Linked DNA regions of Homo sapiens: regions 1, 2, 4, 5 and 6 are each linked to region 3. The links are chromatin loops, found by intact Hi-C in ENCODE. Cell type or tissue: PC-3. All regions are shown on one strand. Region 1 overlaps SLC25A46 (solute carrier family 25 member 46). Region 2 has its middle 110 kb from the start of SLC25A46. Region 3 has its middle 8.0 kb from the start of TSLP. Region 4 has its middle 140 kb from the start of SLC25A46. Region 5 has its middle 46 kb from the start of SLC25A46. Region 6 has its middle 160 kb from the start of SLC25A46.

The links. A loop is a pair of places that touch in the nucleus more often than their neighbours do. Peaks named below come from ENCODE experiments on the same cell type or tissue, not always from the same donor. Only the 100,000 strongest peaks of a DNase experiment are listed, where the experiment ranks them.
Region 1: a loop joins it to region 3, with 10 times the contacts of the local background. A loop is called at or near these places in 43 of 110 quality-filtered maps.
Region 2: a loop joins it to region 3, with 2.5 times the contacts of the local background. A loop is called at or near these places in 5 of 110 quality-filtered maps.
Region 4: it touches region 3 in a loop (3-fold over the local background); 2 of 110 quality-filtered maps call a loop at or near these places.
Region 5: it touches region 3 in a loop (5-fold over the local background); 15 of 110 quality-filtered maps call a loop at or near these places.
Region 6: a loop joins it to region 3, with 6 times the contacts of the local background. A loop is called at or near these places in 7 of 110 quality-filtered maps.

The regions. Positions count from the first base shown.
Region 1 is chr5:110,755,064-110,760,063 of GRCh38, reverse strand. SLC25A46 (solute carrier family 25 member 46) reads right to left here. Exons shown (of 8, transcript NM_138773.4): 6 at 4,543-4,599; 7 at 3,305-3,362. Among named protein-coding and RNA genes, the nearest start is that of SLC25A46, 19 kb to the right of the region's middle. In PC-3, CTCF peaks have their summits at 2,550 and 2,755 (motif pointing left); a DNase peak (open chromatin) is centred at 2,753.
Region 2 is chr5:110,848,956-110,853,955 of GRCh38, reverse strand. No RefSeq gene overlaps it. Among named protein-coding and RNA genes, the nearest start is that of SLC25A46, 110 kb to the right of the region's middle. In PC-3, no CTCF peak of the experiment used is centred here; a DNase peak (open chromatin) is centred at 2,405.
Region 3 is chr5:111,061,217-111,066,216 of GRCh38, reverse strand. No RefSeq gene overlaps it. Among named protein-coding and RNA genes, the nearest start is that of TSLP, 8.0 kb to the left of the region's middle. In PC-3, CTCF peaks have their summits at 2,068 and 2,278 (motif pointing right); DNase peaks (open chromatin) are centred at 2,366 and 4,416; H3K27ac peaks cover 1,414 bases.
Region 4 is chr5:110,878,208-110,883,207 of GRCh38, reverse strand. No RefSeq gene overlaps it. Among named protein-coding and RNA genes, the nearest start is that of SLC25A46, 140 kb to the right of the region's middle. In PC-3, no CTCF peak of the experiment used is centred here; a DNase peak (open chromatin) is centred at 2,597; H3K27ac peaks cover 1,410 bases.
Region 5 is chr5:110,782,811-110,787,810 of GRCh38, reverse strand. No RefSeq gene overlaps it. Among named protein-coding and RNA genes, the nearest start is that of SLC25A46, 46 kb to the right of the region's middle. In PC-3, no CTCF peak of the experiment used is centred here; DNase peaks (open chromatin) are centred at 2,300 and 2,680; H3K4me3 peaks cover 1,120 bases; H3K27ac peaks cover 2,226 bases.
Region 6 is chr5:110,897,869-110,902,868 of GRCh38, reverse strand. No RefSeq gene overlaps it. Among named protein-coding and RNA genes, the nearest start is that of SLC25A46, 160 kb to the right of the region's middle. In PC-3, no CTCF peak of the experiment used is centred here; DNase peaks (open chromatin) are centred at 1,918, 2,928 and 3,108; H3K4me3 peaks cover 1,272 bases; H3K27ac peaks cover 3,273 bases.

The DNA of each region.
Region 1 (5,000 bases), 310 kb after region 3:
CCAAATGGAGTTCACAATAGAAATTACAGAAAAAGGTACACAATGGACCTACAGATGGTTTCCAACTTACGATGTCTCAACCTAAGATTTTTCGAATTTATGACAGGTTTATTGGGATGTAATCCCATCGTGAGTGGAGGAGCACTGTATTATAAATGTGGGAGTCTTTAGTAAATAGATGATATTTAAAACTATGAGATGACAGTGAGCTTGCCTAGCCTTCTAATCCATCTTCCTACTTCTGACCCTGACATCCTTCCCACTCCAGTTTATTTTTAATGCAACAGTCAAAGAGATCCTAATAAAGATGTAAGTCAGATCACACCACCGCTCTGCTCAAACCTATCAAAGACTTTCCATCCTTCTCAAACAAAAGCCCAATTATTACAATGATTTACAATGTCCTATGTAATCTGGTCCCCTCTTACCACTCAGGCCTCATCTCCTGTATTCCCCCCTTGCTTACTTAGCACCAACCATAACAGCTTCCTTTCTACTTCTTAAGCATGTGTGATACAACACACATGACACAGTCCCACTTGAGAGTTTTTGCACCTGCTTTCCCTCTAAATACAATTCAACATTTGCTTATTTTGTGCTTAGTTAGCACCAGCCACATCGGCATCCTTCCTACTTCTCAAGCATGTATGATACAACACACATGACACAGTCCCATGTAAGGGCATTTGCACTTGCCTTCCCTCTACTTAGAATATTCTCCCAAATATGCATGTTGATCTTTACACAAATGTCACCTTCTCAGTGAGACCTTTACTTATCTTCTTAAAAAAATATTAACCGCCCCTCCCTACCCATTACACATCCTATTTGCCTTCCTTGCTTTATTTTTGCTTTCTTTAGCAGTTAATCGCCATGAAATATACCTTTTATTTAGTTGTTTATGTCTACTTTCCCCATAAGAATATAAGTGCTATGAGAACAGAGCATTTTGGTTTTGTTTGCTGTTGTATCCCCAGGGTCTATAACAGTACCTGATATAGGCAAGTACTCAATAAACAATTGATACATTTTTTTTAAAAGTTTAGCAGTTAAGATAATCTGCAAATCTGAAAGGTAAAGTGATGTAATTAAAACCTTGGTTTAAAACTATAATAAGAAGTCTGAAGTTGATTTTAGGGAATATGAGTCAATATGAATCCTTAATCAGTAAAAGGATATATATAAGTATTGCAACTTGAAAACAATCTTGTATGAGTATTGACTTTTAAAATGTGGAGACTAGTACAAGGATTTCTTTCTTTCTTTCTTTTTTATTTTTTTTAAGACAGAGTCTTACTCTGTCACCGAGGCTGGAGTACAGTGGCGTGATCTCAGCTCACTGCAACCTCTGCCTCCCGGGTTCAAGCGATTCTTCCATCTCAGCCTCCTGAATAGCTGGGACAACAGGCGCCCACTACCACACCCGGCTAATTTTTGTATTTTTAGTAGAGATGGGATTTCACTGTTGGCCAGGCTGGTCTCGAACTCCTGACCTCATGATCCGCCCACCTAGGCCTCAAGGATTCTTAATGAAGAAATAGATAACTACAAAGTTCATGATGACTGGGTAATTATGAAGGATGAAAGAAATGTAAAAATAAAAAACTTTCCTAAAACAAAAACTAAAGTTTTGAATCTTTAGTGTGAAGATAACAATAGTATCACTAATATATTGCCAAGGAGAAGAGGTTCTAAAGGAAGCTAATTTTTAGAGGGACAGATGAGATTGTTTTTAAAAGTTGAGTCTGAAGATTTAACTCACATGAGATTAGAGCTAATGATTCCTGTGAATAAATTAGCTCTTTCAGAATAATGAGTATAGGATAAAAAACAGAGGGTCAAGGATTGGGCCTTAAGGTATAAGACAAGAGATGGCAAAGGCATTATTGAAAAAAGATGTTCAAGAGAGAGAAATCTAAAGAAAAAAGAGTTCTAGAAAAGCAGACAAAAGAGATCAAAAGGAGTTAGCAAGTGGAACTTGAAGCAGGAAACAAGGAGTAAATACTGGGTTAAAAAAAACACATACACAGAAAAAACCCTATCACATAGTGAGCCGGGCACTTATATAAATAACTCATTCAATGTTACACGTCAGTTATTAAAATACTATTCACAATTTATGGATAAGAAAATTATAAAGGTTAAGAAATCTGTCTAAAGTCCCAGGTCTAATTTAAGCAGAGAAATGTGATAATGGGTCTGTCTCAAGCTAAAAATTGTTTTCCCCAATAAATCATTCTGCTTAGTTGTTTTTCCTTAAATAATTACCTTCCTGACATTTTTCCCTTACCTTTAAAATGAGGCTATCTCATACAAGTGACAACTCTGTAAATTCTATAGCACCATACAAAAATTCATCATTTATTTAACACAATGCCAAATGCAAGGGGAAGGGAAAGTATGATTTGGGTCGCAAGACACTAACTTCAGTTAACTGAAGTTAGTTCTAACAGAAATAATAATAATAATAATCATAAATCAAAGATGAATGATACAGCCAGAAAAGAAACAAGGTAGAAAAGAGTAATTAGAAGAGCAAAGGCTGATCCAGTGCGAGTTTTTACAGAGAGGGCACTCACATATACTAGAGAAAAGAATATGCTAGAGGATCTGATGTGGAAATAGAAGACAGGTGTACAAATAGTTGGATTTTGTATACAGGTGAAGTAAAAACTACCTTCATCTTACAGTTTTAAGTGTAGGAAGGAGGGTAAGACATTTAATTAAATGTACTTGAAGCGCCACCATGTGGTTAGGAATAGTAACACAAGCAAACAGAATTTCAAGTGCTAGCAGAAAATTGCTTCAGCTTTGTAGTATTTACCACACCCAATAGTATCAAATGTCACTTAAAGGCATGTTTTAAAAGAATCCTGTCAGTAAACTACCTGTGGGGACAACCTGCTTCCTGTTCGGATGATTATCCATCATGTTTATTCTCAGGTAATTATTAATTTACTGTCCAATGATAAGCCATAACCATCTGAGTTGTATGTAAGGGCCTTAAAAAGTTTATAGATTCTTTGTTTTCAGAGCAAGTTATAGGCTGTGTTCTGAGATGTCTAAATGAAGAGTATAGTTGCCTATGGAAAGGACAAAAATAATTAAAACTAGAAGTGTGACTTAAGATACCAATGGAAATATACAGACAAGCAACGTGCGATATAACTGTGATATTTATAAAATAAATATTTTAAGACATAGTCTTAAAATTTTCTGCTGAAATGTTAGATATCTACAATATACTGAATAGTCAAAAAACTATTCTTAAATAAAAAAAAAATGACAGTAAAAAAAAGCTCACCTGCACTGTTTCAATCAGACTTGCTGAATAAAAAGGCATTGCCACCACGTAAGTTAGGCTATAGAAATTAAAACAAATTTATCAGTATACTGAAACAAGATGCTTATACTAAATTTTTTAATATCTGCTTTAATATGTCAACATAATTTATAGTCAAGCTAGAATAATCTTTTTAAGGTTTTCAACTATTAATACCTACAGCCTAAAAATATTAACTTCAGAAATCTGTAACGTAGGATGCTTTATTCAACAGAGATGAAAAAATCAAATGATAAAACAAGGACAGCCTGCAAAGAAAATAGATTGGACATCTACCTACACATAGCTAATGCAGCCTATAAATCTAAAACTTAAAATTGAGGATGAGGGATCCATTCCATAGTTTGCCTTTTTAGTGATATTTGAGCAAGTAACTTTTCTGTTACTATCCTCTTATATCAATTCCCAGATTTCCCATCCAGCAGAGTTAGGCCAGTCTTCAATGGTGAGTGAAGTCCCTTTTATTATTAAAAAAAAAAAAAAACATTATACAGCTTTGCAAAGTTGTTTCCTATCACCAATATTTAGACATAGTAATATTACAACTTTGCAAGCCTGCAAAATATAGTTATTCAAAATAATATCAAGGTGGGACTTACCTAACCCTTATGGGCCAGGTCCTGGCAAGTAGTGGTTTTCAAGGTGAATGGAACATCACTAAGTAATAATGTGCTGGAATGTCCCACTGAGGGAGCCAGCAAGCTGGGGGATTTCCAATTCACAATCTTCAAAAAAAAAAATTAAAAAGTGAAGAATAAAATTCTAATCTACAAAAATGGTTACCGTTGTAAAATCACTAAGTGCCTTCAGGACTACATTTCAATGTCACTAAGGTTTTTTGGGTTTGCTTATCACCATACAAATACATTTGCATCTCTGATTAACAATAAAATAGTTATACTTTCTTTGAAAATCTGGGTTAAATAAATTGAAGACCTATGCTAACTTCCTAAGAAAACATACACAAAATTAGTCTGTGATTCTAGCCTTTCAAATTAGGAATTTATTTTAAAGATAATATATATTTCAGGATTTATTCCTAAACTCTGTGTTACTTTGTCCTTTGAAGTTATAGTCCCACCAACATTTCACTGCTCTAATTTCCTTCTCTACAGTTATTTAATAAGATTTGTTTCCAGTTCTAATACTATAAAAATTAGTGAAAATGCCCAATAAAAATGCCATTTTTTGATACTTACGATTTCAGTAGAAGGTGTTCTCCTATTTGTTTAGGACTCCATTTATGTAAAACCTCCCTAAAACATAAAAATAAACTTAAATAAAACAAAAGCCATGTTATTTAAAACATCTGGAATTAGCCCAATTTTCAAAACAGTAATCAACTTCTAATTTTTTTCAATCTGTAGGAGAAATATATTCTAATGGTGAACATTTTCTTTTCTAGAACACAGTGTAAACAACTGTGATGGTTTGAGAGAAAAAAATACAAGGTGTTTTCATACGTGCTGATAGAAGGGGCTGGCAGAGAAGCAAGAGGCACAACTGATTATGAAAGTAAACATGAGAAATTAAAGGAAGAAAATTAAGATGATTGGTTAAAAGAAAGAGAATAGATATGGAAACAAAGAACAGGATTAAAAAAGGCTTTACAAAGTATATAAGAATGACAATTTTTTAAAAAAGTTAAGTAACTCTA
Region 2 (5,000 bases), 210 kb after region 3:
ATGTGTAAAATAAGGATAATTCTTTCTTCATAAAGTTTTTTTTTGAGAATGTATGCAAGTTCTTAACTATAGCAATGATGATGATGAATGATTTTGATAATTGTTATTAATGTCAGGTAACATCACAGAATTCAGGAAGAACAGTAATTCTCCCTATCTTTCTTTTTCTTCTGCTCTCCCTTCTTCCCTGTCTCCTTCTTCTTCTCCATTCCTCTCTTCTTCCTTCCTTCTCTCTTTTTTTAGTTGCAGTCATGTGTAGAACCCTAATATGACCCAGAGCTCAAGGATCTTTCAGAACGTAGTATTGAAGCCACAAACCTAGAGGCACTGTGAAGGACTGGATCTGATAACTCCTAAGGAACAAACTGGTTATGACACAGTGCCGTGTCTCAAGCCAAACAGTAGGAGTACTAGGGTTCTCGTGCCTTTCTCCACAGCTACCACATGAGAAAATTAAACACATATCTCAACTGCTGATAGAGACTTGTTGAGACTTCTGTAAGCATTTCAATGTATTCCTTACCTCACCATTATTAAACTTCCTTTTTGAGAGGAAAATAGGAATCACCTATCTTTGACATGAGTCATCAGTTTCACTTTTCTTAGTTAACTTAATTGCTTCATTGGAATTCACTGTAAACAGATGCTGGTTAGCTTTTTTTTTTTCAATTTAAAATCTTGAAAATATTCAAAAAGTACAGTTTTATCTTATCATTATAAGATTTAAGGTTTATTTATTGAGTGCCTGTCTTGCACCAACTTCTTTACCTATGTTACTTAGCATCAAAGCAGCCCTTTTAGGTTCATTAGCCCATTTCAGAAATAAAGCAAGTATGATGCAGTGAGGTCAAGTAACTTTCCCAAGGTCACAAAGTTAGAGAAGAAAGAGGATTTGAACTCATGTCTTCTGACAACAAGTTATACAACACCTTAACTATGCCTTTCCTTCATAAATTAAATACTTACTACTGTCTGCATAAGTTTTAAAATAAGATTTTAATAATGCTGGATTATGGCTGAATTATGATTGGAGAACTAAATTCATTTCTGATTGCTTCTTCATTACTATGTTTTTACCTTAAAGGACTGTGACATTTACTTAAAATTGAAAACATATGGAGGATACTATATTACTCACAATTTTACTGTTTCTACATGTAGTACCATGCTGATTTATGTGTGTAATATTTGGGAGATTTTTTGTGTACAGGTGTGTGAGGGCTGCCAAGTAATCCTGACCTATTGCTCAAATTCCGGGTATGATGATGAGGTGTTAGGAATAGCAAGAACACAAACTATCTCATATCTTATTTGATATGACCTTTAAGTGGGAAAGTTCTTATGAAAAATCTTTGTTTCTAGACATGCTAGAATAACTGGTATTGAGCATAACCCTCCCACCATAAGCAATCCTAAAACTGGGCAAAATATGGGTGACAACTGTTTTCAGACAGTACAGAGCTATGATCCTTGAGACAAGAGCAACATACAAGGTGAGCTCCATATTTTCTCTAGCTTTCTGCCTAAACACAGTTTTCAAACCAGAGTTCAGGAAGGTAGAAGCCAATTGCAGAGTGGTTGTCCCATTGAGTTGAAATGGCAGAGGTTGGAGTTCAGTCAAGCTGAAATAGCAAGGTACCTCAAAACAGGAAACTCTGAAGAGGGGAGTTCTAGAGGTCTGATGAGAGCTGAGTTTTGCATGCACATAAGACTACATAAGGTCTAGCAGGAAGTGGCTAATAATAGGCAGAGAACTGAAAAGAAATGCCAGTGGTCATACAATGCTTGGGAAAATAGACCTCACTGAATACATTAAACATTCAGTTGAGACTTGTCTTTGATTGCTAAGGATGCCATACAAAACTATAGGGATGCTACAGACTGGATGGCATAAACAACAGAAATTTATTTTCTGATAGTTCTGGAAACTATTAAGTCCAAGACCGAGCTGCTGACAGTGTTGATTTCTGGTGAGGTTTCTCCTTCTGGTTTGCAGATGGCTGCCTTTTCCCTGTGTCCTCACATGGCCTTCCCTCTGTGCATGGACACTCTTGGTGTCTCTTACTATTCTTGTAAGGATACCAGCCCTATTGTATTACGGCCTCACTCTTATAATCTTATTTAACCTTAATTACCTCCTTAAAACCCTATCACCAAATACAGTCATATTGGGGGTTAGAGTTTCAACATATGTATTTTGGAAGAACACAATTCAGCCCATACCATTCTGCCCTCTGGTGCCCCCAAATTCATTTCTTTCCCACATGCAAAATAATGTACCCCATGCCAACACCTGCCAAAGCCTTAACCTATTCCAGCATCAACTCCAACTTCAAAGTCTGTACTATATGTCATTTAAGGTATCAAGGTATGATTCATCCTGAGAAAACATTCATCTCCAGCTGTGAGCTCATGAAACTAGAGAAGTTATATGCTTCCAAAATACAGTGAGAGGAAGTTTCTTGTTTCAGGTCCAGCATGTAAGGAGCTTGGAAGTCGTCACTCTGCCATAACAAAATAAAAAGCTATACAAACTGAAGAATGAACAACTCTTCTTTGATCTTTCACAGAGGTGAGGTCACAAGACAAAATACTTCCCCCAAAATTGGAGGGGTAGACAGGCAAATACAGAGAATCACAACTTACTGGAACAGAAATCTATAAGAAGAAAACTCCATGAAAAAAAATGCCTGAGTAAAAAAGCCTAAATAGTAGTTGATGAGTTGCTGGAAGCTCAGTGTGGACAAATCTGTGAATTAAAAATTTCAGGGGCCATTTACTGAAAAGTGACCCTCACTTTTGTGAATTTTACCTCCAGAAACTCAACTAGGTTCTTAAAATGAATATTGGAGAAAAATTCCCTTGTGTTTGCAGCAGAAAAAGTGGAAACTAACCGTTTTGAAATATGCCAGAACACTTTTAATAGTATTTCAAGATAAACTATTTTATCATGCACTATAGAACAAATTGACCTAATAGATATTGACAGAACATTTCATCCAGCAACTGCAGCATACACATTCTTCTCCTGAGCACATGGATCATTCTCAATGATAGATTATATATTATGTTACAAACAAGCCTTAAAACATTCACAAAAATTGAAATAATGTTAAGCATCTTCTCTGACTACAGTGGAATAAAACTAGAAGTCAACAACAAGAGGAATTTTGGAAACCAAAAACACATCACAATTAAACAATAAGTTCCCAAGTGACTAGTGGGTAAATGAAGAAATTAAGAAAATTAAAAAATTTCTTGAAGAAAATGTTAAGTGAAACACAATATACTGAAACCTATAGGATATAGTAAAAGCACTACTAAAAATGAAATGTATAACCATAAATGCCTATATCAAACAAGAAGAAAAACTTCAAATAAACAACCTAACAATGCATCTGAAATAATGAGAAAAGCAAGAGCAAACCAAACCCAAAATTAGTAGAAGAAAAGAAATAATAAAAGATCAGAGAGGAAATAAAGGAAATTGAGACAAAGTAAACAGTACAAAAGATTAACAAAATGATTAGTTGGTTTCTTGAAAAGATAAATAAAATTGACAAAGCTTTAGCCAGATTGACTAAGTGAGAAAGAAATAAGACTCAAATAAATCAGAGATGGAGGTCAGGAGATTGAGACCATCTTGGCTAACATGGTGAAACCCCGTCTGTACTAAAAATACAAAAAATTAGCTGGGCGCGGTGGTGGGCACCTGTAGTCCCAGCTACTCTGGAGGCTGAGGCAGGAGAATGGCATGAACCTGGGAGGTGGAGCTTGCAGTGAGCCGAGATCGTGCCACTGCACTCCAGCCTGGGTGACAGAGTGAGATTCCGACTCAAAAAATAAATAAATAAATAAAATAAAATAAATAAATCAGAGATAAATAAAGAGATACTACAACTGGTACCACAGAAATTCAAAGGGTCATAAGCGGTACTATGAGAAATAATATGCCAATAAATTGGAAAATCTAAAGGAAATGGATAAATTACTAGACACATACAACCTACCAAAATTGAACTGGGAAAAAATCCAAAACCTTAACAGACCAAGAACAAGTAATGAGATTGAAGCTCTAATAAAAAGACTCCTGGCAAAGAACAGCCTGGGACCTGATGGCTTCACTGCTGAATCCTATGAAACATTTAAAGAAGAACTAGTATCAATCCTACTTAAACTATTCTGAGAAATGGAGGAGGATGGAATACTTCCATACTCATTCTACCCAGTATTAGCCTCATAAAAAAACCAGACAATGACACATAAAAAAACCCCTACAGGCCAATATCTCCGATGAATATTGATGCAAAAATAACCAACAAAATACTAGCAAACCAAATTCAACAATACATTACAAAAATCATTCATCATGACCAAGTGGGATTTATCCCAGGGATGCAAGAATGGTTCAACATACACAAATCAATCAACGTGATACATCATATCAACAAAATGAAGAACAAAAACCATATGATCATTTCAACTGATGCTGAAAAGCATTGATAAAGTTCAACATCCTTTCATGGTAAAAGCTCTCAAAAGTCTGAGTACAGAAGGAACATACCTCAACATAATAAAAGCCATATATAATAGAAACACAGTTAGTATCATACTGAATGTAGAAAAACTGAAAGACAACCTGTTTTCTAAGATCTGGGACATGACAAGAATGCCCACTTTCACCATTGTTATTCAACATAGTACTTGAAGTCCTAGCTAGAGCAATCAGACAAGAGAAAGAAATAAAGAGCAATAGAGAGCATCCTGATTGGAAAGAAAGAAGTCAAATTATCTTTGTTTGCAAATCATATGATTTTATATTTGGAAAAACCTAAAGAATTCACCAAAAAAAACTATTAGAACTGACAAACAAGTTCAGTAAAATTGAAGGATACATAATCAACATACAAAAATTATTAGCATTTCTATATGCCAACAATGAACAATCTGAAAAAAAGTTAAAAAAGTAATCCCATCTTCAATAGCCACAAATAAAATTA
Region 3 (5,000 bases):
CTACTGGACTCTATTGTGTAATTTGCTTCATAGTTTAGACACATTGTTTATGTATAAAAGGATCTTTTACAAAGTAACCATTATGTGAGTCAAGGGGTAGCCCTCAGCTTATTTCTCATCTGGAGTGTTTGAGGCCCTGCAGGTGTCTCCTCTTTTGTGAGTCCCACTCTTCTCAGTAATAATCTCTGGGTTAAGCAATCACCCCAAGTGTATTTCCTCTCTTAAACAAAGCAAGTCCCTAATAATCATTTTGTTTGTCTCATCGAGGTCTAATTTCTTCCCACACAGCCATTCGGGGCTTCTGAGAAAAAGCTGCCTGACAATTCCAGACACATGTGGGGGTGGAGGGAGGAAGAAACAGAAAAGGAGACTCTAGAAAGTTCAGAAGAGGATAAATGGATAGCAAAGAATTGGGATCTATGAGTTTGGCCTGAGGACTGTCTTCATGTGGGTATATCACCTAGAAAAGATTTTCAGAGATTAGAGCAAGGGGTTAGCAAACTGCAGCCTGTAGGCTAAATTCTATTATTTTGTTTGTTTGTTTTTTTGAGACAGATCTTGCTTCTGTTGCCCAGGCTGGAGTGCAGTGGCACAATCTCAGTTCACTGCAGCCTCTGTCTTTCAGGTTCAAGAGATTCTTGTGCCTTAACCTCCTGAGCAGCTGGGATTACAGGTCCACGCCACCATGCCGGGTTAATTTTTGTAATTTTAGTAGAGACGGGGTTTCACCATATTGGCCAGGCTGGTCTTGAACTCCTGGCCTCAAGTGATTGTCCTGCCTCAGCCTCCCAAAGTGCTGGGATTACAGGCGTGAGCCACCGCGCCCAGCATATGTAGGCTAAATTCTGCTTACCTATCTGCTTTTGTAAATAATGTTTTATTGAAATACATCCAAACCCACCCTTCTTTTATTACAGTATTGTCTTTGGCTGCTTTTGTGCTGCAAGGACAGAGTTAAGCAGTTGTGACAGAAACCATCTGGCCTGCAAAGCCTAAAATATTTATTATTTCATCTTTCACAGAAAAAGTTTACAGATCTCTGCTCTAGGAAATTATACCACTCAGCCTTATGTTAGGTTTGGTTTTGACTCTCTTGTAGTGTTTACAAGACTTTTACCAAAAAAGTTTATCAACAGTATGTAAGGGTCCCACGGTGTGGCCCGAAACCTGCAATTTCTCCAATATAGTCACTCAGTCAAACAGAATTCCGCCTCCCATTTTGTTCTGACTTATAGCTCTTGTTCCTCAACATTTGTAGTATGAACTCATAACTCATATAGAGTACCTCCTAAGAATATTAATTATACTCCTAAGTTCCCAAGTCTTTCCTCATGTGCTCCTAACAGTTCTAAAGGTTCAAATCCCCTTTAAAGAACAGTTATTCCAAAAATGCATTTGAAAAGAAGAGAAGCATTTAAAACAAAGATATTTAATAAATATTTCCTACTTTGCGATTTTACAAAACCTGGAAAGAAACTCAATGACTTCTTACCTCAGAGAGTATAGGCTACTCTCACTGGTTGGAAAGAAGAGATTTATAAAACTGTAGTGTGGGTGTTATTCCTATTAAAAGGATGTGCTAATTTATAGCTCCATTGTTGTTTAATTCAACGAAGAATGCCTGCTTTCCCCCAAACCCCCAAACTTCTCTGATACAATGAATTGCATTACCTTTTCCATGTAATTTTGTATTTTTGTAGTTAGAGCTTTTTTGTTGGTTACTCTTCTTGAAAGGATTTCTTATAGAGAACAATCGTTTTGTAATGATCTTGATAATTTCCAATCCGTGCATTTGAATTCCTATTATGATGTTTATATCTGCATTTGTATCTGTGTTTAGGACCTAGCACATTGCCTACACTCATTATATCTTAATGTAAGTCAATTATATTTAATATTTATTGAACAACTACTAGTTGCAGTGGAATAAATCTGAAGATTCAGATAATGTCCTATAATATTTTGTTTTATAAATAAATGATTTTAAAAGAGCCATGAGAATTAATAATTAAAACAATATAGTAGGTTAGTGAATAGTCAATTAGTACAAAGATTAGGAGATGAGAGCATTTCATGCTGACTTTGACCCAGGGCAATGTGCTTACACAGTCTGTTTTGTTTGTATTCCTCATTGGCATGATTTAAAGAGGAGTTAGAATAAACAAAAGTCTTTGAGCATTTGGGGAGAGAACCAATTTTATATTTTATGAGTTAAAATGCAAAACACTGAGCATAGTGTTTTGCTTTTTATCTTCAGATAGACAGAACTGCCTACCACTAGGTGTCTCAGTGGACGTGTGCAGCATCGTGTACACCTGAGAAACAGTGTTTCTGAGCAATTATGTAATGAGCAGCCTTGGGCATTTGTATCTTCCTTTGCAAAGGGTTTGGAGTGACAATCTTCATGAGTCATTATTTTTCCGTTGCAGAGTGAGGCTAGGTGACTTATTCTGCTCAGGCTGCTATAGCAAAATACCATAAATGGGGTGTCTTAAACAACAGATATTTATTTCTTACAGTTCTGAATGCTGGAAGTCCAAGGTCAAGGCAGACTCCACTTAGTCCTGGTGAAGGCTCTCTTCCTGGCTTGCAGATGGCCTTAGTTTTGCTTTATCCTCACATGATGGAGAGAGAGATCATCTCTCTGGTGTCTCTTCTTAATTTCATCATGAAGGCTTCACTCTTAGGACCTAATTACTTCCCAAAGTCCCCACCTCCAAATACGTTCACATAAGAGATTAGGGCTTCAACATTTGAATTTTGGTGGAACATAAACATTCAGTCCATAACATTCATATCTATCTGACATGATGAGGGAAATAATTGCCTTAACTGAACCCTAGGGACCAGACCCTGGAGGCCAGGAAAATGGTCTCCATCACAGATAGAAAATACATATTTATTGATGGCTGATTAAAACATGAGCTAGATAACATCATTTGATGTACGGTTAAATTATCTTTATTTTTTTAGGCAATGGAAACTATTTTAAAGACACAGAAAATTGTAGCATTATAAAACGTCCACATCCCCTTTAATAAACTCCAACAGTTTTAACATTTGTTTTTAACAGAGTCTCACTCTCTCACACAGGCTGGAGTGCAGTGGTACAATCATAGCTTACTGCAACCTCAAACTCCTGGATTCAAGGGATCTTCCTGCCTAACCTCCTGAGTAGCTAGGATTACAGGCACACACTACCATGGCAAGCTAATTTTTTTAAAAAAATATTTTGTAGTGGTAGAGTCTCACTTATTGCCCAGGCTGGTCTAGAGCTCCTGGCTTCAAGTGATCCACCCACTTTGACCCTCCAAAGTGTTGGGATTACAGGTGTGAACAATTATGGCCAGGCTGCTTCACATTTTTTTTTATAGAAAATATAACATTACAGATGCAATGGACCATGGATTAGCTAATCATATTAAATCAATGTTTAATTTTCTGATTTTGGTCATTGAATCATTGTTATCATTTAGAGATAAAGTATTTTTTTTTGTCTGTGTGGATAGAGACGGAGAGAGAGAGAGAGGGAGGAAAGAAAGAAGGAAGAGAGAGAGATGAAAATATATTAAAACATAGGTAAAGGATGGATGAAAGTTATTTGTTCTTGTCTTTTAACTATTTTTCAAGCTTGAAATTATATGAAAATGACAACCCTACAAAAGAGTTACAGAACAGTTGAAGGCTCTGTGTATCATTGCATAATCCTATTATTACTACTCCTTTCCAAAGTTAATTGCTACTCTGAATTTGGTGTTTATCAGTACCATGTATGTCTCTGTAATTTTATTTTTACAAATATGTGCTTGAAAACAATATGGTTTAAAAAAGTTTATATAAATGCTATCTTTTATTCTTCCAGAGATATTATATACATATGTATACATGTATGCATATACATACATAGGTTTACATATCCAGAAAATTTTATACATATCTATTTACTTACTATTTTCACAAAAATGATAACATTGTTACATACTATTGAGTTCTTTTTTCTTCAAATAGTATCTTAGATACTGCTCCATATTATTTTATCAAGAGCTTCTTAAGAATTTTTAGCGATTTATAGTTTCCTTTGTTTAAAATATATCAAAATTTAACTTTCTTGTTTTTATAAAATTATTTTTAATCTTTGCTATTCTAAATGATGCTTCAGTGAATAACCTTGTTCACTCATCATTTAGTACATTTTATCCAAGTGTGAATTATCTGTAAGATAAATTCTTACAAGTAAAATTTCTAGGTTAAAAGGTATGTTCATTTTTAACTTGGATAGATATTATCTATCTACCTATCATCTGACTATATAATATCTATTTATAGAAATACCAGTAAAATTGTCTAATATCATGAAAATGTCAGTTCCCTGTCAACATAAGATGTTATCAAACTTACTGGTTTTGCCAAACTGATGAGTAAAACTTATGTGTCAGTGTTGTTGTAATTTGACTTTATTTTGTTATGAGTCAAGTTGACTTTTTTGTGGCAGTTACTTTAGAGTTTATAGTAAATATCTTTAGTTTATATATGCATAAGGACAACTTGTATTTCTTTTTATGTGAACTGTCTGCTTAAATGCTTTGCTGGATGTTCTAAAGCCAGCTTGTTCAACCTGCAGCCTGCAAGCTGCATGCTGCCCAGGATGGCTTTGAATGCAGCCCAACACAAATTCATAAAATTTCTCAAAACATTATGAGATTTTTTTTTTGCAATTTTTGTTTTATCTCATCAGCTATCATTAGTGTTAGTGTATTTTATATGTGGCCCAAGACAATTTTTCTTCCTCCAATGTGGCCCAGGGAAGCCAAAAGATTGGACACCCCTGTTCTAAAGGGTTGTTGGAAATTTCCTTACTAATTTGAAGGAGATCTTTTTAAATTAGGAAAATTATCCCTTTGTTAGCAAATGAATTGCAGATATTACCTATATGTTTGTGATTTGTTTTTGACTTTGCTTACAGTGGTTTCTGCTATGAAGATTTTTTAAAAAATCTAATT
Region 4 (5,000 bases), 180 kb after region 3:
ATTTTTCTGACAAAATATTTGATTTAAGCACTTATTGTTTTTAAGCCAATTAATCAGAACTCTTTCATATATAAACATTACACACATAACACATATAACAACACAGAGAGACAGAAGATCTAGTAATTGTAAGATTTTTCATTTGCAGTTTTTAAGTTTCTTTATTAGGTTACTGGATTCAGGGTGGTGTCCTTAGAAGAACAGAGCTAGGAAAACATGTAGTTTCTAGGGCCTAATAAGCAGTCACAGCTGGAAGGCAAAACAGATCCCAAAAAATTCTGGGAGTCATTTTCATACTGAATCCTGGATCCCCAAAAATGAAATGCTGAACAAGGCAGTGCAATGATTTTACCATGTGCTGTTGATCAGCCCATTCTGCAATCAGCCCATCCTCCATGGGAATCTTATCTCAGTGTGGGTCAGGATATTTCTATACTTTCTTGGTGGCCAAGAGCATGCTTCTCTGATCCAAACGTGGAAAGAGCAGAGTGTTCCCCCATAACTGTCACTTGCCATCCCTAAAGGTTTATTTCCTACCTACTTATTACACACCAAAGTTCTCTGATAATGTGAAGTAATTTCTGATGTCCCCACAACCCCCACCCCCTGCCCAAGTAAAAAACATCAAATACCACAATGAAAAATAAAACGGAGTCTTAGATGTTGAGGGAAATCTATCTACTTTCAATTCCTGGGGTTCCATGAGGAATATAGAGATTTTCTCTAAAATGTGGCACCGCCTTTGTTTTTCCCAAGGACATACGAGAGGAAATCCTCACCCAGTTTTTTGTTTCAGGGACCTGCAGCAAAGTTTGTAACTAACCAGTTTGCCAAGCTGGCTTGAACAGCAAGCTTATGGGGGTCCTAGGCCCGCATTCCATCCTATGGTACCCCTTTTTATGATGGAACAATGCAGAAAGACAAGCTTTTAGCACAAAGAATGCCAGATTTGCTACAGCTTAAGACTAGCCTCACAAATCCTTTCTTCCAATTAATCAAAACTTTGCGGAGGAGACAGTGATTTTTACCATTGCTACAACCAGTTTGCACAGAGAGAGAGGCCAGAATTCTGACTGGTAAGGAATCCTTACCCTTTTGCTGGCATGCCAGGTTTCTGGGTGACCTTCCCTGAGTGGCCGTAGCAACCCTGCTAGATGCTCCAGAGCCATGGGTCCCAAGCCACAACACAAAGGAAAATCATCTTTTTTGGTTTCATGGAACCATAGGCAATCTCTCAATTTTGTAAGTTGCCACCCAACCGACTACATAGGAGACCCAAATTAACATTTTCCATTCTAGCCAGGGCAAAATACGTGTGACAAAACATTAACCACTCTGCTTAGTGCCCAATATCAACTGGTTAGGCTTAAACTTGTTCCTGGTTGGGCTCCGTCATCTTTAGTCCACTCAAAGTGGATTAAATGAGTTTCAGCATGTGTTCTCTGGGCAAGATGGTCACCCTGAGTAACAGAAAAGATAGAAAAGGGAAAGGAGAAAAAGAGAGAGAAAACATTGCCTGTGTTGGGGTAGGTATAGCAGAGATCTCAGGGAGGCCAGAGAAAGACCTACCCACTGCAGCAACACTGATTTAAAGATCAGATGGCCACTTGTCAGTCATAAAAGGGATCTTTTCCAGCAGTCCCATCAGCTCTCAACTTTTCCCCTTTGGGGAGAAAAATGTTCCCCATGTCTCATTCCTATACATGTCTAATCCTGTCACCCATAGCCATCAGCAAAAAGTGCAAGGCAGATTAATCCAAAGAGAATAGCAGTTAACATCCCATAGTGCCAAATCCCTTTTTAACCAAGAGGGACTTTACTGAGGGGAGGGCCTGCAATCCAATTCCACCATTTACCCAAGTAAAATGTACCCCACTACTTACCCAAAGTCAGCCAATTGGTGTGAAGTCTTGTTTCCTTTGGATTGGGGTAGTAACTAAGCCAAAGGTTAGTAGACATTTTTTTAACCAATTAGTCGCTTAAGGTTTTTATTTGCCTTTCATAAAGTTTTTAAATAAAAATACTGAAAATTTTTTAAGAAGCTTCTGCAAATCAATAGGCATCCCTAGATGAGATTAATTTGGGAGCCCGTCTTTTCCTTTTCTGTTTTTTGTTTGCGGGTTTTTTTTTTTTTTCTTAGAGTCTCGCTCTCTTGCCCAGGCTGGAGTACAGTGGCACAATCTTGGGGAGCCCTTATTTTCAAATACACTTCAGTGCAGTGCTGTTCATTTGGAATGTTCCACTGTAAGTTATCTTTAGTAAGATTTTGCCATTTCTGTAAGACTTCATTGCTTCCTGGGCCGAATACTTATGCATGTTTAAGCCAGAAGGAACTCATTTCTTCAGAAATTAAGGATCCCATTTTTACCTCAAATATTGGCTTTACTCTCAGGTTACCTTGATCACCTCACACAGTGATATTTTTCCTGCCTGAGCACACAGTAAAAATGAAAACAAGAGGTTAGAACACAAAAATCTCTGCGAATTTCCATTGCCATTTACAACCAGTTTCTTTCTGACTCACTCAGATGTAAGAGGCCTCTAACTGGATCCAAGCCAGTTAATTACTGGAGCCAATCAGATCCTGGACCCAGTCCAGTTTCTGTCATGACTTCCAAACCCAGTTTGGATCAGAAATTTGTTCAAGGAAACTTGGATCAAAACACAAATCTGGCCCATGGTGACTCATGCCTGTAATCCCAGCACTTTGGAAGACTGAGGCGGGCAAATCACTTGAGGTCAGGAGTTCAAGACTAGCCTGGCCAAAATGGCAAAACCCTATCTCTACTAAAAATACAAAAAAAAAAAAAAAAAAAAGCCGGGCATGTTGGTGGGTGCCTGTAATCCCAGCTATTCAAGAGGCTAAGGCAGGAGAATTGCTTGAACCCAGGAGGCAGAAGTTGCAGAGAGCAAAGATCACACCACTGCCCTCCAGCCTGAGCAACAGAGTGACATCCCATTTCAAAAAACAAACAATAACCGCAGCAAAAATTAAAACACAAATCTGTGGAGCTTTGGAATCAGAGAATCCAAATACCAGGAGAATACCAGGCTCCCCAGCTGCTCTGGGAGAGAAAGGGACACAGTGGGCCTGGCGGGTAGCTTGCTTGGTTGCTCAGTGCTCTCGGGGGTCATTAGAAGCTCTACTTGGGATCCTACTTCTGATGCTGTCTGATGAAAGAAGAACTTCAGCAAAATTTAATTTAAAGGAGTTTAACTGAGCAATGAATGATTTGCGAATTGTGCAGCCTCCTAAGCCAGAGTATGCCCTGAGATTCCAGTGCAGCCACGTGGTAGAAGATTTATGGACAGAAAAAGGGAAGTGAGGTACAGAAAATGGAAATGAGGTACAGAAACAGCCAGATTGATTACAGCTCAGTGTTTGCCTTATTTGAACACGATCCAAACACTTGTCTACATTGATTGGCCAAACATCAGTTAGTGGCAGAAGTGTAGGCTATGGTCTGTTTACACCTCCGCTTGTTATAGTTCACAATGTACAGAGAAACCTTTAGGCCAAACTTAAATATGTAAGGAGGCAGCTTTAGGCTAAACTTGATTTAACAGTACTTAATAATATAGCCTAAAAATATGTAAAACAAAATTTGAGAGTCCTTCAGGGAGGAATACTGAAATCCACAATCATCATGGGCTCTTTTGACAAAGTGCTCTCAGTATCTAGGAGAAAAGCAAACAAACGAATCAGTGTACATAAGGAATACTTAAGCAACATTGTTGACAAACTTTTCTAAGTAGATACATGTTAGAACACTGCATGAACAATTACATATTACGTATTATTTACAAACACAAAAATTTCACAATAAATTGACCCTGTACAGTCAAAAAGCTGAAATCATATAGAGTATGTTCTCTAAAGTTAAAATGGAAATGAATAACAGTCTGGGTGCAGTGGCTTATTTCTGTAATCCCAGAACTTTGGGAGGCTGAGGTAGGCAGATCACTTGAGGTCAGGAGTTTGAGACTAGCCTGGCCAACGTGGCCAACCCTGTCTCTACTAAAAGTACAAAAATTAGCTGGGCATGGTTGCGCCCACCTATCGTCACAGCTACGCGAAAGGCTGAGACATGAGAATTGCTTGAACCCAGGAGGCAGAGATTACAGTAAACTGAGATCGCACCGCTGCCCTCCAGCCTGGGCAACACAGTGAAACTCATCTCAAAAAAAAAAAGAAATGAATAACAAAATCATAACTAAAATATTGCCGTATGTTTAAAAATTTTTAAATCTCTTCTATTTCATGGATTCAGTTTTAAAATACTGGCAGATGCAGGATGCAGAATCCACATACAATAATTAGTAGTATTTCTGTATAGCAACAGTGAGCAATGTGAAATAGAAATTTTAAAAAGTAATCCCATTTATAATATCCACAAATAAAATTAAAATGCTAGGAATTTATTTAACCAAAGAAGCAAAATTCTCTATAATGAAAATTATAAACTGATGAAAAAGATTGAAGAGGACAATAAAAAATGCAAAAATGTTCCAAGTTCAAGGGTTGGAAGAATCAATATTGTTAAAGTGTCCATACTACCCAAACCAATCTACAGATCCAATGCAATCTCTATCAAAATACCAATGTCATTTTTCAAAGAAATAGAAAATAATAATCCTAAAATTTATATGGAACCACCAAAGACCCAGAATGTCCAAAGCTATCTTAAACATAAAGGACAAAACTAGAGGGATCACATTACCTGACTTCAAATTATACTACAGGGCAACAGCAACCAAAACAACATATTACTGGCATAAAAACAGACACATAGATCAATGGAACAGAATAGAGAGACCAGAAACAAATCCATAAACTTAGAGTGAACTCATTTTAGACAGAAGGGCCAAGAACATACCCTGAGGAGAAGACAAGTCTGTTCAATAAATGGTGCTGGGAAAATATCCATATGCAAATAATGCATCACCATATGCAAAACTCAAATAATGAATCACCATATACAAAACTCAAATCAAAATGG
Region 5 (5,000 bases), 280 kb after region 3:
GCCTAAGTGAACCAAGTGTACACTGTTATGAAATCCACAGTAGCACCCAGTAATGTCCTAGGCCTTCGTATTCACTCACTACTCACATACTGATTTATCCAGACCAACTTCCAGTCCTGCAAGCTCCATCTATGGTAAGTACTATATACAGGTATACTATTTTTAATCTTTCATACCATATTTTTCCTGTGTCTTTTCTACGTTTAGATATGTTTAGATACCTAAACACTTACCATTGCATTATAATGCCTACAGTGTTCAGTACGGTAACACACTGTGCAGGTTTGTAGCCTAGGAACAATAGGCTATACCATATAGCCTAGGAGTGTAGCAGGGTATATCATCTAGGTTTGTGTAAGAACACTCCATGATGTTTGCACATGGTTGAAATCACCTAAGGATGTGTTTCTCAGAACACATCCCTGTAGTTAAGTAATGCATGACTGTATATGCATATTTGTTTGTTCTAACTTCAGTGGAAAGAAGTACAGATACTTCTTATCTGTGATCCCAAGACATTTATCAACTTGGCCAAAACAGAGACAAGTATCCCTTTTTAATATCTTATTAAAATAACTTAATCTAACTGGGTTTTCTGCCAGGTTTTGATTGAATTAGTTTTAACTTACCCTGCAACTTGCTTAAAAATCCCAACTTCTTTCAGGACATGTGGTGTGTGTTGGGGGGAAAGGAGGAAGCATGTTTAGTAAGTTTTATTATAAACATTCAATCATACAAGCAATATATGAAAATATTTTCTTCATGAAATATAAAGTTATATTTGAAAAGTATAGTGGTTGCCTCTGTTGTATATTCCTCCAAACATTTTCTATGCATTTGTATGCAAAAGTATAGTTTCTTGGGCAATATATACATATAAACATATATGTATATATATAATATAGTTACATTTATGTTTGCATGTGTGTGTTTTAGAGTGGGTTTATTCCTGTTTTCTTTATAAATGCTAGTAATTGGTGTATCCCACTTTTTAAATTGCTTTTCTTCTCCCTGCTGCATTGTATTTGATAATCTGGAAGTAAATTAGTTATAATTTTGGAAACTTCCAATTATTCAGTATTAAATATTATTTTAGTATTGCAAAATTATTCTTATATATGTCTCTTTGTAAATATGCGCAAGTGCTTTTTCCAGTCTGTAGATACCTAGAAAAAGAATTCCTAGGCTTTCAGATCAGTGCATTTAAAAATTTCAATGGGTATTGCCAATATTTTCTTTGTGTATTGTACCACTTGGTCCCATCTCCAGCAGTGTGTAAGAATCCCTTTCCTCCTGCAAACTGCCAATACTTTTTATTATGAATTTTTAAATTTTTTTACCAATATGAGTAAAAGAATGCATCTCTTTGCTGTTTTAAGTTTCAGGACATTTATTCATTGTCAGCTTTGTTGCTTTAGAAATCCAAGTCAGGTTAGGTATTTTATCGGTCTACATTATGGGATGTGTAAAAGCAAAGATATGACAGGGTATTGGATTTCAAGACAAGGTACAAGAGTAAAGAGAAAATATGAGAATAATCTAGAACTAGGTTATTCTAGAACTCAAGTCTAGCAACAGGCCATACCCTATCTACATGCAGACTGTGAAACCCTAGCAAAAAGCCTCTTGTTAAAACCGTGATGGGTAGGGAAATAACACCACCATAAAAGAACCATCTCTAATATGTCTTATGTAAAAGTTGACAAGTAAATGCACCTATACAAGGAATGGGAGAACAGACTAGACTTTGATTTCTCCTTTGAATAGAGATCCTTAATTTCCAATTCAGAACATGTTGTGCAGAGGTCATATTTTCCCACCGAAGTTTGCTGTGCATACTTTTTGCTTACTTTCTCTAAAATATTATATCTGTGACTCATGTCTCTTTATCAATTCTATAAAACTCTATAGTTTTCTGTTTCTATATGCTGGCTTCCCTGAAAAGTAGATTTTTATCTTTTTAAGTTTCTCTCCCCAAATTATATCACTAGAAATAAATTTATCAAAGTCATCAAATACTGTTTATCTTGATCCAAGTAATCCACAGAAAAGTTACAATTAACCAAATTCAAAGCCACCACAAGTGACTAGGTGGACCACTACAAACTACAAAAGCCAAATCAAATGAATGCCCATCTTTGCCAGCCACTGGTGCAACAGCTATTAGTACAAGGCAAGGTTAAGCAATTGATACACATCATTACCATTAGTCAGATATAGTCTTTGACACCACATCCAACCTTTCGTACTTGTGCTAATAGGCTTGCATGTGGTAGAGTGAGTGGGAGGAAGAGCAAACACTTGTAAAAACAAAATAAACCCACATCTACCCTAAGACAGCCAAAAAGATGACTTATCTCTAAGGAGGTTATGTTGCCAAACTCTAAAGTTTGTCAGTCTAAGTCTAAAATCATAGGGTTGGGTCACAGAGAAGACAATTACAAAACTCTGGGCTTTTCAAGCTACTTGAGGAGCTCCTTGTATCTATAAAGCCTAAGGACTTAGTTATTGAACCCTATGAGAGTCTTATATGGGAGTTTTTCCTGGCAATTCAAGCCATTTGTTAGCATTAGTACTCTGTCAACAAATAATTATGAAGTTTTCTTCCTTGACTAACCTACAAAAATAATGATTGGAAGCCAATGGGAGTAAAAAGATAGATAGCATCTCTACCCACATTTGAAAATTCAGAAATGCTTTATTCCCTGTGAGTCACCCTTAGGTAGCAAGTTACAGTGAAGTTTCAGAGTATTTACTAAGTGTGAAAACCTCCAAGGTTCTGGCAGTATGTTGACTGACATTCTTGGTTTTTAGTGCTTGAGTTTTCCTTTTTGAAAAAAAAATTTATCTGGGAGGTACTTCAATAGAAATATTAAAAGAGGCTGTTTTATAGATATCCTCCTTAATCAGCAAGGCATATTGAAAATAAATACCCTCAGCTGATCCCTTTAACCACAGAAGCAAAAAGAATTAAAACTGTATTTGCTTGAGGAGAGAGACCAGGGAAACAAAACTAAAATGACATTCAGAGATGGGAGAAGAGAGAAAATAGCTGCATGATTTTTCATCTAGGACAAGTACTGTCTCATGAGATATATACACAAATCAAATTTTACTGTAACTATGCCATGAAGAAATGGCTGTAATTGGAAAGAGAAAATCCAAAAAGAAACAAAAGAGAGAAGAGAGAGTTTATAATATTTAGAAGTGATAGCATTAACAGGAAAGAAGTTGTAATAAAATAATAAGAAAATAGATTAATGAACAAAGAGAATTCAATTTGTCAAACATTTATCAGGCACCTCTTAAAGCAAAGAAATGGACAAAATGCTGAGTTCTAAAATTAATAAGATCAATTTTCTTATAACAGTTGCCTTTTATTGAGAACCTACTATATATCACAACCTTACACACATTTTATTACATTTTTCAACATTTTTGTTAGGTTGGTATATTACTATTTTTGTTAGGTTAGGTATATTACTATTTTTATTTTATTAAAAAGAAAACTGCAAGGCTACAGTAACCAAAACAGCATGGTACTGGTACCAAAACAGAGATACAGACCAATGGAACAGAACAGAGCCCTCAGAAATAATGTCGCATATCTACAACTATCTGATCTTTGACAAACCTGACAAAAGCAAGCAATGGGGAAAGGATTCCCTATTTAATAAATGGTGCTGGGAAAACTGGCTAGCCATGTGTAGAAAGCTGAAACTAGATCCCTTCCTTACACCTTATACAAAAATTAATTCAAGATGGATTAAATACTTAAATGTTAGACCTAAAACCATAGAAACCGTAGAAGAAAACCTAGGCAATATTCAGGACATAGGCATGGACAAGGACTTCATGTCTAAACACCAAAAGCAATGGCAACAAAAGACAAAATTGACAAATGGGATCTAATGAAACTAAAGAGCTTCTGCACAGCAAAAGAAACTACCATCAGAGTGAACAGGCAACCTACAAAATGGGAGAAAATTTTCGCAACCTACTCATCTGACAAAGGGCTAATATCCAGAATCTACAATGAACTCAAACAAATTTACAAGAAAAAAACAAACAACCCCATCAAAAAGTGGGCAAAGGATATGAACAGACACTTCTCAAAAGAAGACATTTATGCAGCCAAAAGACACATGAAAAAATGCTCATCATCACTGGCCATCAGAGAAATGCAAATCAAAACCACAATGAGATACCATCTCACACCAGTTAGAATGGCAATCATTCAAAAGTCAGGAAACAACAGGTGCTGGAGTGGATGTGGAGAAATAGGAACACTTTTACACTGTTGGTGGGACTGTAAACTAGTTCAACCATTGTGGAAGTCAGTGTGGCAATTCCTCAGGGATCTAGAACTAGAAATACCATTTGACCCAGCCATCCCATTACTGGGTATATACTCAAAGGATTATAAATCATGCTGCTATAAAGACACATGCATATGTATGTTTATTGTGGCACTATTCACAATAGCAAAGACTTGGAACCAACCCAAATGTCCAACAATGATAGACTGGATTAAGAAAATGTGGCACATATACACCATGGAATACTATGCAGCCATAAAAAATGATGAGTTCATGTCCTTTGTAGGGACATGGATGAAACTGGAAACTATCATTCTCAGCAAACTATCGCAAGGACAAAAAACCAAACACCACATGTTCTAGCTCATAGGTGGGAACTGAACAATGAGAACACATGGACACAGGAAGGGGAACATCACAATCTTGGGACTGTTGTGGATTGGGGGGAGGGGGGAGGGATAGCATTAGGAGATATACCTAATGCTAAATGACGAGTTAGTGGGTGCAGCACACCAACATGGCACATGTATACATATGTAACAAACCTGCACATTGTGCACATGTACCCTAAAACTTAAAGTATAATAATAATAAAATAAAATAGAAAAATAAAAAAAAAGAAAACTGAAGATCAGTATTTAAATGACTGTCCCAAGAACAAACCAGTCATGAAGAGTACAG
Region 6 (5,000 bases), 160 kb after region 3:
CCACTGCATGTCCAGCATCTAGATGGACCCCCTCTGCTGCAACACCATGGGACTTTGGGAACAAGGAGAAGCAACATGAACATAGAGTTCATGCTGTCTGCTGAGAGTAAAGTCTATTGCCTCTATTTCAGGAATCTCTTGTTTTCCAGCATTATTAAACTGTAACAGGTTAACCTGTTAGCTTGTAAGTAAAAAGTTCATGCCCTGCCCTTCACAGTCTTGACAAACAGCATGTAAAAACACTAGAATATGCTGTTGACAGCCCAGAGGAATCTTTTCTGATTGGAGAGTACAAGTAACTTAGGGAAATTGTTGCAGGAGTGATAACTGGGCCTCAAAGGATGAGTAGAAGTGGGCTGAATGTAGAAGGCTAAGAGAGGTGTTCTAGGCAGAAGAAATAAAGCAAAGATGTATGTATGTTTGTGGAAAACTGGAATGTTACAGCCTGGATTGCAAGAGGATGAGTATTGCAAGATATAATATAAAAAGTAATTTGGAATTATATTGAGAAAAGAAAATTGATTTTTGGATTTGCTATTCCACTAAACGGTCTCAAATGAATTGTCTCATTTTAGTAACACAGCAACTTTCTTGGGTATGTATTACTATCCCGTTTGAAGAAATTAAGTCTCAAAGAGTTTAAATAATTTCTTTTTCTCTAAGAGTAAACAGCTACTAAGTACTAGAACAACAATATAAAACCAATATTCTTTTCATACCATCTTCAACCAGTGAGGAGTTTTTACTAGTATTCTGTAAACACATCAGCAGCCATGTGTTTTATTTTTTGTTTTTGTTTTTTATTTTTCAATTTTCATTTAGGTTAAGATATCCTGCTCAGGTCTACTGTAAATGAATGATTTGACAGCAGTATGGAGTATTGGAGAGGGATAGTCTGGAAAGAGCAAGAACAGTTACGGGATATGGCAATACACCTGAGCATTTGTAAGGGGCCTAGAGTGGTCATGGCAATTGTGATGGAGAAAAGGATGTTCAATGGAGTTTGGAAATACAGTATATCGTAGAGGAGAAATTATTTTTTAACATGCACAGAGGTTTCTAGCTTGGATGGCTAAGTGATTTCACTAACTGAAATAGATGATTCTGGATAAGGAGAAACTGAGGGACAACATTATTAACTTTATAAAATAAATCAGATGGCATAGAATGAATTTCAGACGGTCAAATTTCAGGCAGGGTTTCCTTTGTGGAAGGTACATTTTAGATGAAGAGATGTTCAGTTTTTTTCCTTGAGTTGACAAACTATTCTTTCATTGGTAATTACAACCTAATGATTAAAATTCTAAAGTCTTATAGATATAAGATAGCATTTAGCAAAATATGTTTACTTTCCAGTTATTAAAAGGACAAACATCGAACAGAATTTATGAGAATTAGAATGCTAACTTACTTAATCTGCCTTTTGTTGCACTTCATAAAAAATTTTATTGGTAATATTATGTCCTTTTTTTTACTGGAATAAAAAATGCTAAACAATTTTGGCACAAAACAACTATCAAATTTCTCTTATTCTGTACCCTTTCTATCTGAAACCTCTTCCAAAAACTGAATCCTTGAAAGTATTTCAAGTAAGTGTTGCTCATGAGTAGAAAAAGACAAAAAGTTATGTAACTTTTTTGACTGACTTTGCTTATTCTTTACACTAGTTTATAAAAAGAGAGACTGAATGATTCATACCATCTGTGAATTTGCATGTTTCTCCTATCACTTGTTAGAAATATGGCTTTCCTTTGAAAATGACCACAAATGTTCCTTTTACACAGTATCTTCTCAAGTGGAAAGGTGAAAAGGTTTTGTATATGCGTGCATAAATGTTCAAGTTTTGAATCAATGTTTAATCAGAGCTCCAGTTAACAAAATGATTCACTACCATCACCATTTCCAGAATAATAATTTATCTCATTTAGTGGTATGGACAGCTGACTAAATGTAAACCATGACCATTCATCTAAGCATGTTGCCTAACAACTGATTCATTTTTACGTTTTTCATAAGAAAAAAACACACACACACAGGAAAAAGAGAGAGAGATAATACCAAAATAGGAGCTGCTAAATCATGAAGGTAAGTATTTGATGAGGTGATGTCTTTATCACCCTGCAAAAGCAATTTACTCTTCAAATTCTCTTGTAGAAATATTCTTAACAGCTGACAGTTTGAAGGTTTGAATATGAAAGCCAGGGTATTTCCTTTTACATTAAAATTAGCAAACATCATTTTCTTATCATGGCTAATTGTAAATAATGCTGCAATGAACTTGTGAGTGTGAATATCTCTTCAAGATATTGACTTCATTTCCTTTGAATATACAATCAGAAATGGGGTTGCTCAATCGTATGGTAGTTCTATCTTTATTTTTTGGAGAAACAGCCACATTATTTTTCATAATGGTTGTACTAATTTACATTCCCACTGATAATGTACAAGGGTACCCGTTTCTCCACATCCTAGCCAACATTTATCTTTCTTTAATCTTTTAGATAACAACCATCCTAGCAGGTGTGAAGTGATATCTCATTGTGGTTTTGGTTTGCATTTCCATTATTAGTGATGTTGAACATCTTTTCATGTGTCTGTTGGTCATTTATATGTCTTCTTTGGAAAAATGTCTATTCTGGTCATTTGCCCATTTTTTTAATCAGAATAATCTCTCAGAATGTTATACCTACATGTACTGTTACAGCAATGAATCATGGCCCATTAAATAAATTAGATGGATAGTTACCCTGTGAATCATTAAAACTTGTTTTTAACATTCACTTTTAGTTTGATTCTGGGTAGTTTTAGACAAGAAGTGTTTCACTATGTACTCATTCAGAGTATAGTACATAAAGTATGTGGCTTCTGTGGGGATGTACTGAAAGCTTGGTTCTGTAGTAAATCCAAGAATGTTATCACAATAATAAAGGATTTTTAAAATTTGATCTGCAAACAGAAAGGTTTTAAAGGTTTAGGTGAACTGTCTTCCTCAGGACAAGGGTAATCAGGCGTTGGCAACCCTTTTCTTTTTCCTACAAAGGACCAAATAGTGAATATTCTCAGCTTTGCGGGATATATGTTCTCTGTCACAATGACTCAACTCTACTATTGTAATGTGAAAGCAATATGTAAATGTGCAAATGTGGCTTTGTTCCAGTAAAACAATTTGCAAGATCAGGTGATGGCTGGATTCGGCCAGTGAGTTGTATACTGCTAAACCAGAGGCATTTGCGTTCAAGCCCCCACTCTTCAGAGCCTAATACAAATCTTTAAAAAGACACAAATTAAGGTTTCTTAAATGAGTGCATTATTACAATAGAATGATAGAATAAATATACGAATTCACTCACAAATTTAAGAGGCATATATTGAGTATCAGCCACAGTTCTAGGCTCTATAGTTGTAACTAGTGGTCCAACCAGCCCACCCCACCCCACCCACAAAAAAATTCTGCCCTTACAGAGATTATATTCTCAAAGAACAACAGACAATATGCAAGATAAATAGTAAAATGTATAATATGTTAAATGTAAATAATAAGTAATAAAAAATAAAGATGGTACAACGTGGGAGACTTGCCATTTTAGATTACATAGCCAAGGAAGGCTTTATATAAAGGCCACATTTCAGTGAAGACCACAGGGATGTAAGGGAGCATGTTCTAGGCAGAGGGAACAGCAAACACAAAGGCTCTTAAAGCCGTATATTAGTATTTTAAAGGTGTCAATTCTTCCTATTTTTTATTTATATTTAAACAAAGCACTTTTAAATATAAGGTATTATTTACATGTAATGAGATGCACCCATTTTAAGTTTAGAGTGTGATGAATGTAGTTTTTGATGTAATGGATACTATATTCCATTAGTTCTTGAATGTTTGTTCAAAAATAAAAATAGATAATTTTCCAAAAAATAGCCCATTCAGAAGAAAAGCATAATCTGAGGTTAATGAAAAGAAAGTTTCTCACAAAGACTTCATACTGGATAACTATTTAGTAGGAACATTAATTTAAGGCAAAAAAAAGATCAAGTAAAAATATGACATACCTAGTTTCCATTTTTAAAGACCATCTAGTGGATGCTTTTATAATTCTCATAACATGCTTAATTCTTTCTTATTTATTTATTATTTATTTATTTTTAGAGACAGGGTCTTGCTCTGCACCCAGGCTGGAGTGCAGTGGCGTGATCATAGCACACTGCAGCCTTGAACTCTTGGCCTCAAGTCATCCTCCTGCCTCAGCCTCCAGAGTAGCTAGGACTATAGGCATGCACCATTATACCTGGCTACTTTTTTTGTAGCGATGAAGTCTCTGGGTCTCACTATGTTCCTCAAGCTGGTCTCTAACTCCTGGGCTCGAAGGGGCCCCCCACCTTGGCCTCCCAAAGTGCTGAGATTATAGGCATGAGCCACTGCACCCTGCCTTATTTCTTGAGGTATTCTCTCAGACTGTTGTATTCTTATACATTGTTTAGACTGTCCCTCTTCAATCTCATAGCCACTAGCCACATTAACTAGTGAACACCTGAAGTGTGTCTAGGGATATGCTTTCTGCTTTAAATAAAAAATTCATAGTAGATTTCAGATTTAGAAAAAAAGTGAAATAACTCATTTATAGTTTTATATTAAACATAAGTGATCTTACCCACTTGCCTTTTTTTTTTTTTTTTTTGAGACGGAGTCTCGCTCTGTCCCCCAGGCTAGAGTGCAGTGGCGTGATCTTGGATCACTGCAAGCTCCGCCTCCTGGGTTCACGCCATTCTCCTGCCTCAGCCTCCGGAGTAGCTGGGACTATAGGCACCCGCCACCACGCCTGGCTAATTTTTTGTATTTTTAGTAGAGACGGGGTTTCACCGTGTTAGCCAGGATGGTCTCAAGCTCCTGACATCGTGATCCGCCCGCCTGGGCCTCCCAAAGTGCTGGGATTGCAGGCGTGAGCCACCACGCCCAGCCCCGACTTGCCCTTTTTAAGAACTCTACTATACCCTGCTCTTTTCTA